Regions from separate parts of the Homo sapiens genome. Here region 1 is linked to region 2. Evidence: chromatin loops called from intact Hi-C (ENCODE). Cell type or tissue: heart left ventricle. All regions are shown on one strand. Each heading gives the region's core, and the rest is flanking DNA. Links, peaks and the distances in the headings are about the cores only.

Region 1 (5,386 bases), core at 53-5,052, 56 kb before region 2:
CTTGTGATTTTGGTACATTGATTTTGTATCCTGAGACTTTGCTGAAGTTGCTTATCAGCTTAAGGAGATTTTGGGCTGAGACAATGGGGTTTCTCTCACCACTCCTATTCAACATAGCGTTGGAAGTTCTGGCCGGGGCAATTAGGCAGGAGAAGGAAATAAACGGTATTCAATTAGGAAAAGAGGAAGTCAAATTGTCCCTGTTTGCAGATGACATGATTGTATATCTAGAAAACCCCATTGACCTGTGACTTCTAATGTGATCACATGATTGTCAGGCTGAAAGTTTTATCAGTTGGTTTTCACTTTTAAGGAGTTTCTGTATTTCACATTATATTTCTTCAGTTACTTAAAATGAAAAATGCTGGTATTCTCATCAGAGGCTGAATTTTGAGTGACTATTGGGTAGAAACTTTAACTGAAAGCATGAACTTTTTATTTTATAAAATGTACGTACCGCCCCCTAGAAGACACAAGTTTGATTTATAGTTAAGGTTATTTCAGATCAGGATAACCTGGTGTGAACATAGCACCCATTGCCTTATAGGGAGGGTGGGTCCTCTGGAGGAAAAATCGTCTTTCCAAATGGAAAGATGAATGAATGAATAAATGATCCTCTTAATTGTAAATGAGAGGCAGCATGGTTTAACACACAGAATCTAAGACTGTGCTAATACAGGCTTGCATCACAATTTCAACTCTGATACTTACTACTAATGTGTGACCTTGAGAGTCTGACCTTCAGACTCCTTAAACTCTGTAAAAATGTTCTAGAAAAGCATTTCTAGAGTCTATGCATAATTAATCTCCCTAAATATGTCACAAAAGACAGAAAACAAAAGAAAATAAATTGGCTGGTTTTATTATGTATTAAAGAGTTAAACATTTTCTTGCTAAAACAATCATTAATAAAATTAAAATATGCAAATACTGTGTCACAAGGTAGCTTCATCCTATAAAGTACCTTTTTACAACTCTAAGAAAAAGTTCTATCCCTTCATAGGAAAGGGCATGAAGTATTTCCTTTAACAAATATTTTTGCAATGTTTAGAGAAGGGGTGAGGGATTTTTAGCCTTCTCTCCTGACATTATTACCTACGAGGATAAGAGACAGAGAACATTTCTCTTCCTGTTTCTCTACCTCTGGCTATACCCCTGTCACCAGCTCTGCCATAAGTATTGAGGAGACAATAATTTGATTTATGAGACCATGCTTTATGAATGGGGAAGATGACTATTAGTTATAGGTCAGGACCCTCAGAAGCCCTTTCCCCCCTGCATTCTGGCTCCTGGTAATAAGCAGAGTCATGGCAGGTACAGGGATCTTCCATCCTTCTCTAGTTCCCAGGTCTTTTCATCCTTCAGTGAACCCACATAATGATAATGCCAGGGGTGCCTCTTGGGAGCTGATTGACTAAGGTGACTTTTAGCAAAAATGAAGAAAGAATACAGTACAAGCTATATTCATCAACCCAGATTCTCCAAGGGAATCTTGCATTTTGTGTGTCTGGAAGAGAAAGGTGGTAATTGTATGTGTGTCTGGATACTAATAAAGAAGAATCTTTCCAGAACCTCTCACTTCTGTCAGGGTCAAGCTCCAGCAAGTGGGTGTTATCCCTCAGATACCACTCTCTTGTCCTAACTCAGGTAAGAAGAACCCATCTCCTATGGGTGAAGTGAAGCCATGAATCCATGAAAATCACAGACTGGAACAAAGTCCTCTAAGGGATGTTCTTTTGACTTTCTAACCCTATTCCCATATCTCCAGTAACATCCCTCTAAATTTGGAGACATATATGGGGTTCTCAGAATTTTCTTGCACTTATTTCCTGAAATATGCTGCCAGGTTTTTGAGTAGGAATGGTTTGAAAACCTCCAAAGCTCTCCTTTAATTTTGCCAAAATGTGATGTATTTGGTAGAAAATAACCGGAGCTTATTATGTACATTCTGGGCTACATCATTGTCTAGGTTTTTATAAATGTGCCATGTATACAAGAGTATATATAGAGTCACCATATATACAAAGAGCTTTTTAAATTTAAGTTTGTTGAGAACAAACACATCAGTTGTCTAAAAAAAAATCTTCTATTGTGCTGCTGTTGTTGTTGTTGTTGTTGAGACAGTGTCTTGCTCTGTCGCCCAGGCTGGAGTGCAGTGGCATGGTGTCAATTCACTGCAAGCTTTGCCTCCTGGGTTCAAGTGATACTCCTTCCTCACCCTCCTGAGCATCTGGGATTACACGCACCCACCAACAGCCCAACTAATCTTTGTATTTTTTTAGTAGAGACAGGGTTTCACCATGTTGGCCAGGCTGGTCTCAAACTCCTGATCTCAAGTGATCCACCCGCCGTGGCCTCCCAAAGTGCTGGGATTACAGGCTTGAGCCACTGCACCCAGCCTCTACTGTGCTTTTCCTACTTGAATTTTAAACATATCCCAAAAGTTATGTGGGGAAGTGAATAAGTTATCTACATAGTCCTTGATTAGGTTTGATCAGCATTAGCAACATTTCCCAACGCTGTCATGGAGACCCAAATCACATTGATATCAAGCTACACACCCTGAAGTGGGAAGGTGGCCAGAAATGGAGACTTTATCTAATGTCAGTTTGCATAGACTTTATTAATCACCATTAATAAGAAATGTCAAGGGACAGCTGTTGGAGAATAGAGAATCCTTCATGTAAGGAAACGAATACACTGAAGACAATCAGCATTCTGGGCCTTTGCCACCAAAGGTTCACCAGGAACCTTAGGGATTTGAGATCATTAAAGGCTGTATCTAGGTCATGCTCCTCTCTTCCCACCAGGCTGGCATAATCCGCAGGAACCTGAACGTGCATCTCTAGCCTATGCACTTAGGACAGTGATTCCTGCTGTCCTGGCAAGTTGCTGCAGCTCTGACCATGGAGAAGAGGGTGAGAGGCAATGCAGACCCCAGCCAAATGGAGGACTTGCATTTTTATAGTCACTGCCCTTCATATACTGAAAATGAAAATGTATAATTTCTCATGATGAATCCCTAGGGTAAAACCAAGAAGTATTTAATTATATCAACTACCAGCAATGATTCTTTCTTCATGAGAATTTAGAAGTCAGAGATTCCAAAGGGTCTTCCCTAACAATAAGATTGATGCCTTCTGCCCCCTCCTCAGGCTTAGTTTTGGCTTCCATAGGACCTTGCATTCCTCGCCCTGTAAAAACTGGAAGAAACTCTACAGGGCCACTTGATCCATTCTCTGAGGCTGAGGACCTCATCAGGCTCCATTCAATAGGCTTTTTGATGACCCAGATTTCAAATGCCCCATGACAGGAAATTCTCACTGTTATATTTGTGCTTTCCTGTTGGACCTAGTGGATTTTGTTTTCATATTATTATTTAATTTACAGACAGGAAAATCATTGGAGCCTGGAGTTGTCTTGATAACACTGTTAATGCAATTGCCAGGACTTCCCTGTGTATGCTGCCCAAACCCTGGAACACTGAATTGCTGTGATCGTTGTAAGGTTCCAGGTGTTCATTTCAAGGGTGATCACATGACATTCCATAATCACACTTATGAAAGGACTAATTAAAAATACAGATGTCTTCAGCTCAAAATACCCAGACAGCTGAAATACTTATTAGTTTTTTTTATGTTAAACTCCATATCCTCACTTCTTTCCAACAGAAAAACTAATAATAGATAACAAAGCACAGACAGGGAGGGCCTTCAGCCTTTTTTCTCCCATTAATTGACAGGCTTTGTTTATAAATAAAACACCTAGTACTTTTACAAATTGGTATTTTACCATAATACCTTTTTAGATTACTTTGTTTTCCCTTTCAGAATGGCTCAGCCACAATATTGTTTGTCTAGGGCTAGAGGATTTTTATAAGTTTGTAGTCCAACTCTTCTAATATAGAGGTGATAGTCATACAAAAGATCTTACGTGTCCAAGAACATAGAACCATTAACGGTCTTTCAGCCTTAAAAAGAAGGTGCCTTGTAATGCAAATGTCAAGTTGTCTTTATTCTACCTGGGAGGTAGAATAAACAAAACAATTATTATATTCAAAAACGTTTTAGAGATGTGTGGACCTAAGAACTTTGGCATGATGAATGAAAAGCTCTTTACAGACACATTGGGTTTGCTTATGTGAACCAGAGCAAATGCATTTCCCCTGACTGGCAGATAAATAATTAAGATCCAAATGTATAGTTAAAAATAATGTTAAAAACACAAAATTTATGTTTTATCAAGATAATATATATTTAAGGTGCAAAGTCACCCTGCAAATGCTGGCATGACGTTTTATTAATTTCTCTCTTCATTCATTCATTCCTTCACATATACACAATCACAATATTTGTAGGGCTTGCTAGGTAAGAGGCACTGTGTGAGACACTGGGTATAAGTGTACAGATATGAACAAAAGTTGTACTGGAGTAAGTCACACATTTTCAAGAGTCATAATCTGTGTTCAGTTTGGAAAATGTACCAGAGACAGTAAATCTAGAGATCAGAAGGTCAACAAAACTAGAGTTTGGAAGGTTGAGAACATAACCCAGGCTTTGTATCACCCTTTATTTCAACCCTAGAGAAGATAATAACACATCTTTGGGAAAGAAAGCTGTCAATCTTCTAATTATCTAAATCCCTTGGAATGAAAGTGAGGAAAAGGCAAGGCTGGAGAGAAGTGGCATCGACCTTTCCCCTCACATGGATTTTCCTTTCTGACTTCTGCATTACTGTCTTCAGCTCTCATGAAAATAGCATGATAATTATTGTCTGCTCTCCCCTATTTCATTTTATTTATTCCAGAAATTTTTTTGAGGATCCACTAAGGCAGGGGTCCCCATACCTTAGGCCATGGACTGGTACTTGTCCATGGCCTGTTAAGAACCAGGCCACACAGCAGGAGGTGAGCAACAGGCAAACAAGCATTACAGTAATGCTCAGTAATTACTGCCTACTGTCAGATAAGTGGCAACATTAGATTCTCTCACAGGAGTGTGAGCCCTATTGTGAACTGTACATGCAAGTGATCTGGGTGACACACTCCTCATGAGAGCCTAATAGTGATGATCTGACGTAGAAGAGTTTCATCCTGAAACCATTCCCCCACCCACACCCCTGGTCTATGGAAAAATTATCTTCCATGAAACAGGTCCCTGGTGCCAAAACGGCTGGGGACTGCTGCACTAAAGTATACAGGTATTTTCCTAACCATTAGGGATTTATCATGGATGGGGCAGCTGTGGCACCCAGCCTCATACTGCTTGTAAACCCTGAAAAACCAAAGGGTTCTACTCTAGGGTTCTAATGCCAATGGCAACAATTGGCTTTGGAAGAAGAGAAAAAACCTTCTAATTCCTCTTTTAATGTATTCATTGACCCATTT
Region 2 (5,386 bases), core at 256-5,255:
CACTCATTGATTTCTTAGAAGAGGTATTACAAAGGATGCAAATAAACACCCAGATGAAGAAAGAATAGGCATTGAACTTCCTCCAGGAAATCTCCATGCTTTCAGCCATACAGAAGCTCTCCTATAGCTTGGGGATTTTACGTAGGCTTCATCATGTTAGGCATAGTATATTATTAACTAAATCTGCAGCTCCACTCCCTTTCTCAGAGGAAGGGAGTGGAGCTGAAAGCTCCAAGCTCATAATGATGGCTTGGTCTTCCTGGTGCCCAGTCACTATCCAAGAGCACACCAAGAGATGCCTCAGAACAGAAAAGACTCTTATTACTCAGGAAATGACAAGGGTTTTAGGAGTTCCGTGCTATGAACTGGAGGCAGAGACCAAATATATATTTCTCATTATATTACAGTATTACAGCCATGTTAATGGATGGATGAATGTGTGGATGGTTTAGACAAATTGTTCTATGAACGAAAGCCTTTCTTGTATCAACACAGAACAACTGACTTGACTTTTCAGAATTATGAGCCTAAATAATTTATTAAAGGCTAGGAAGACAATGAATTTGCTTAACTCAAACTTACTGTCTTTCCTAGACAATTTTTATTCTCTTTTACTTCTAGAAATTATATCCTATCCTCCATGCCCTTATAACACTCTGTAGTTTGCTCAGCTACATTTATGTCTTTATGGTGACTTGCCCATCTGTTTTCATGAGGCTGTGAGCTCCTTGATGGCAGAGACTGTCTTTTTTTCTTTTTATCTATGTGTTATTATCGTTCACTTTTTGTTTTAAAATAATTTCAGAATTATAGAAAAAATTTAAAAGAGTATATGACCTTTACTTAGATTGTCTGCAAATTTTAAAAATGTACTACATTTGCTTACCGTTCTATCTTTCTATCTACCTATCACCTATCTACACACACACAGACACACACACAGACACACATACACACTTTATTATGAAATGTTTAAATGAAGGTTGCACATGATACTCCTTTACCTCTAGATGTTTCAGTACGAATTTCCTAAAATCAAGGGCATCTTCTTATGTAATCACAGTTAAATGATCGAAATCAAGAAATTAACATTGATTCAGTACTATTAACTAGTCAATAGAGGCCTTATTCAAAGTTTACTAGTTGTCCCACTAAATCCAAGGTTCCAAGTCCAGGATCTTATCCACACTCACAGGTTGTATTTAGTTGCCATGTCTGTCTAATCCATCATGTCCTTTTGTTACTCTTGAATCTGGAACAGTTCCTCAGCCTTTCTTTGTCTTTTATAAACTTGGCACATTTGAAAAGGAGAGACCGGGTATTTAGTAGAATGTCTCTTAATTTGGGTTTGTCTGAGGTTTCCTCATAATTATATTCAGACCATGCAACTTTGGCAGAAAAACCACAGAAGTCATGCTGTATCCTTCTCGGTGCATCATATCATGAGGCACATGATGTTGATTTGTCCTGTTTTTTTGTGATGTTAACTATAATTGCTTCATTAAAAGAGTGTCTGCCAGGCTTCTCCACTGTGAAGTTACTATTTTTCTCTTTGCAATTAATTAGTATCTTGTGGGGAAATACTTTGAGACTATGCAAATATCTTGTTTCTCATAGTACTTTCACCTACTAATTTTAGCATCCATTGATGATCCTTGCCTGAAACAATTATTACTCTTGTGGTTGCCAAGTGGTGATTTTCTAATCTCATCTTTCCTTCTATATTTATTAGTTGGAATTCTGACATGTCTTTTCCATCTGTGTCCTCATTGCTTAGGTCAGTCTGGTCCAAAGAAGGTATTATTTTGTGTGAGTTGTTCTCGTTAGTTGCTTAGTGTTATTATAAAAATATTACAAGCAACATCATTGTTTTAAAGAAGAAAGCAGGCAAACATGGTAAATTGTGCTATTCAATAAACTTTATATGAATTGTAATTTAAATAGGTCTTTTAAAAATTAGCATAGACAAAGGCACTTTGTAAACATCATCAGAATACATAAACTGTGGTCCAAAACCCCTTACATAAATGAGACAAGTCTCCAGGATAAAGCCTTCCATCCTCTCTCAAGTGAGTGGGTGTCAGCTGTCTCGGACATAGAGGACTGAGTCATACCTGAGACTATCCTTTGCTTCTGGGTCAGCAAGTTACCCAGAAGAAACTTAACATTGTGATGACACACTTGAGAAAGATTGGACAGTTTTCACAGACAGTTTCGTCTTACTCTCTGTTCTTCAAATTTTAGTTTTTATTTCTCCATAACACAAAAACAATGGGGCAAATTTATTTGCTGCTCCTAGAATTCTTTGAATTTCAAGATATGGATATATTGTTACATTTCTATATACATGGTAGGACCACAAAAAGGGTTAAATAAAAGCATTACATAGATACTACTTACTCCTCAGGGTCCTACAGACATCTTCTCCCCTATCCTGTTTCTTCTTTCTCAGCCTCCTTGTGCAGCGTTTCTTTGTCCTAAACTTGACCTTAGCTGCTGACTAGTTTCTCCCATGACTCAGCCAAAATACTGCACAAGCCTTTACCTTCAGTCCTCTGGGGTTTTGCATCTGGGCAAGTGGCTCTCTTTTCTGGGCAAGCTCTGATCTTTCTTCCTGGAACCCTCCACTGCCACATCTGTCAGTTTGAGGTCTCTGACCCCATCTGGCTTTCCTCCTGGGACACTGGCCCTCTCCCAAGGACAGCCAGAACTCCCAAGTTAATTATCTAGAGTCATATTGCTTCCCTGTCTATCCTGACTTAAAAGGGGGAAAAATCCTGCTTCCTTTTGGTTCTCCAGAATAATTTAGAACTTTTCAGAAAGAATTACAACTATAAAACAAGGATAAAACAGAGACAAAAAGGTTAAATAGAAAAATAGTTTTTAAAGACTCCAAAGTTCATATCAAATTTAGTTTTAAATACAGATTATATTAAGTGGCCTAAGTTAGACTACTAGGACCCACAGTACTGATCACTACACCATCCATTAATTTTATCTTTTAGGGAAAGCCCTTGGGTGAGGTGACATCTGTTTTTAGTTTTAAATATTTCTTGGTCCCATCTTATGGAAAAGGAACCAAGGTATAGTTCCACAATCTCATGAAACTCCCAACTCGATGAGGATCAAGGCTATGGCTGTGGTATTCACAGACAAATCTTCTGAGGCTCATATAAAGTCTGTAGTAGAGTAGGTAATCCAATGATCATGCACTTAAATTTTCTCAAAACATTCTCCCACAGAACTTTAGCAAATTCCTGAATTTCCAGTATTTAGGCACCAGAACTATATCTTCCAAACTGCAGAATTAGAAAACAAAGTCTGATGGGCTTCCCTTTGAGGGTAACCCGACCTTTCTCTCTGGCTGCCCTTAACATTTTTTCCTTCATTTCAACTTTGGTGAATCTGACAATTATGTGTCTTGGAGTTGCTCTTCTCGAGGAGTATCTTTGTGGCGTTCTCTGTATTTCCTGAATCTTAACGTTGGCCTGCCTTGCTAGATGGGGGAAGTTCTCCTGGATAATATCCTGCAGAGTGTTTTCCAATTTGTTTCCATTCTCCCCATCACTTTCAGGTACACCAATCAGACGTAGATTTGGTCTTTTCACATAGTCCCATATTTCTTGGAGGCTTTGCTCATTTCTTTTTATTCTTTTTTCCCTAAACTTCCCTTCTCGCTTCATTTCATTCATTTCATCTTCCATCGCTGATCCCCTTTCTTCCAGTTGATCGCATCGGCTCCTGAGGCTTCTGCATTCTTCATGTAGTTCTCGAGCCTTGGTTTTCAGCTCCTTTAAGCACTTCTCTGTATTGGTTATTCTAGTTATACATTCTTCTAATTTTTTTTCAAAGTTTTCAACTTCTTCGCCTTTGGTTTGAATGTCCTCCCGTAGCTCAGAGTAATTTGATCGTCTGAAGCCTTCTTCTCTCAGCTCGTCAAAGTCATTCTCCATCCAGCTTTGTTCCGTTGCTGGTGAGGAACTGCGTTCCTTTGGAGGAGGAGAGGCGCTCTGCTTTTTAGAGTTTCCAGTTTTTCTGTTCTGTTTTTTCCCCATCTTTGTGGTTTTATCTACTTTTGGTCTTTGATGATGGTGATGTACAGATGGGTTTTTGGTGTGGATGTCCTTTCTGTTTGTTAGTTTTCCTTCTAACAGAGAGGACCCTCAGCTGCAGGTCTGTTGGAGTACCCTGCCGTGTGAGGTGTCAGTATGCCCCTGCTGGGGGGTGCCTCCCAGTTAGGCTGCTCGGGGGTCAGGGGTCAGGGACCCACTTGAGGAGGCAGTCTGCCCGTTCTCAGATCTCCAGCTACGTGCTGGGAGAACCACTGTTCTCTTCAAAGCTGTCAGACAGGGACATTTAAGTCTGCAGAGGTTACTGCTGTCTTTTTGTTTGTCTGTGCCCTGCCCCCAGAGGCGGAGCCTACAGAGGCAGGCAGGCCTCCTTGAGCTGTGGTGGGCTCCACCCAGTTCCAGCTTCCCGGAATTCAACAAGAAGAGCTAACTATCCTAAATATATATGCACCCAATACAGGAGCACCAAGATTCATAAAGCAAGTCCTGAGTGACCTACAAAGAGACTTAGACTCCCACGCAATAATAATGGGAGACTTTAACACCCCACTGTCAACATTAGACAGATCAACGAGACAGAAAGTCAACAAGGATACCCAGGAATTGAACTCAGCTCTGCACCAAGCGGACCTAATAGATATCTACAGAACTCTCCACCCCAAATCAACAGAATATACATTTTTTTCAGCACCACACCACACCTAGTCCAAAATTGACCACATAGTTGGAAGTAAAGCTCTCCTCAGCAAATGTAAAAGAACAGAAATTATAACAAACTATCTCTCAGACCACAGTGCAATCAAACTAGAACTCAGGATTAAGAATCTCACTCAAAACCGCTCAACTACATGGAAACTGAACAACCTGCTCCTGAATGACTACTGGGTACATAACGAAATGAAGGCAGAAATAAAGATGTTCTTTGAAACCAACGAGAACAAAGACATAACATACCAGAATCTCTGGGACGCATTCAAAGCAGTGTGTAGAGGGAAATTTATAGCACTAAATGCCCACAAGAGAAAGCAGGAAAGATCCAAAATTGACACCCTAACATCACAATTAAAAGAACTAGAAAAGCAAGAGCAAACACATTCAAAAGCTAGCAGAAGGCAAGAAATAACTAAAATCAGAGCAGAATTGAAGGAAATAGAGACACAAAAAACCCTTCAAAAAATTAATGAATCCAGGAGCTGGTGTTTTGAAAGGATCAACAAAATTGATAGACCGCTAGCAAGACTAATAAAGAAAAAAAGAGAGAAGAATCAAATAGACGCAATAAAAAATGATAAAGGGGATATCACCACCGATCCCAC

What was found. Hi-C counts contacts between places; a loop is a spot of excess contacts. Peaks named below come from ENCODE experiments on the same cell type or tissue, not always from the same donor. Only the 100,000 strongest peaks of a DNase experiment are listed, where the experiment ranks them.
Region 1: a loop joins it to region 2, with 1.9 times the contacts of the local background. A loop is called at or near these places in 1 of 110 quality-filtered maps.

What each region holds. Positions count from the first base shown.
Region 1 is chr20:39,742,135-39,747,520 of GRCh38, forward strand. No RefSeq gene overlaps it. Among named protein-coding and RNA genes, the nearest start is that of LINC01370, 260 kb to the right of the region's middle. In heart left ventricle, for the core only: no CTCF peak of the experiment used is centred there; no DNase peak of the experiment used is centred there; H3K27me3 peaks cover 824 bases.
Region 2 is chr20:39,798,178-39,803,563 of GRCh38, forward strand. All of the region lies in intron 5 of LOC105372614 (a long non-coding RNA gene), which reads left to right. Among named protein-coding and RNA genes, the nearest start is that of LINC01370, 200 kb to the right of the region's middle. RefSeq lists an enhancer at 2,148-3,347. In heart left ventricle, for the core only: no CTCF peak of the experiment used is centred there; a DNase peak (open chromatin) is centred at 2,654; H3K27ac peaks cover 1,053 bases.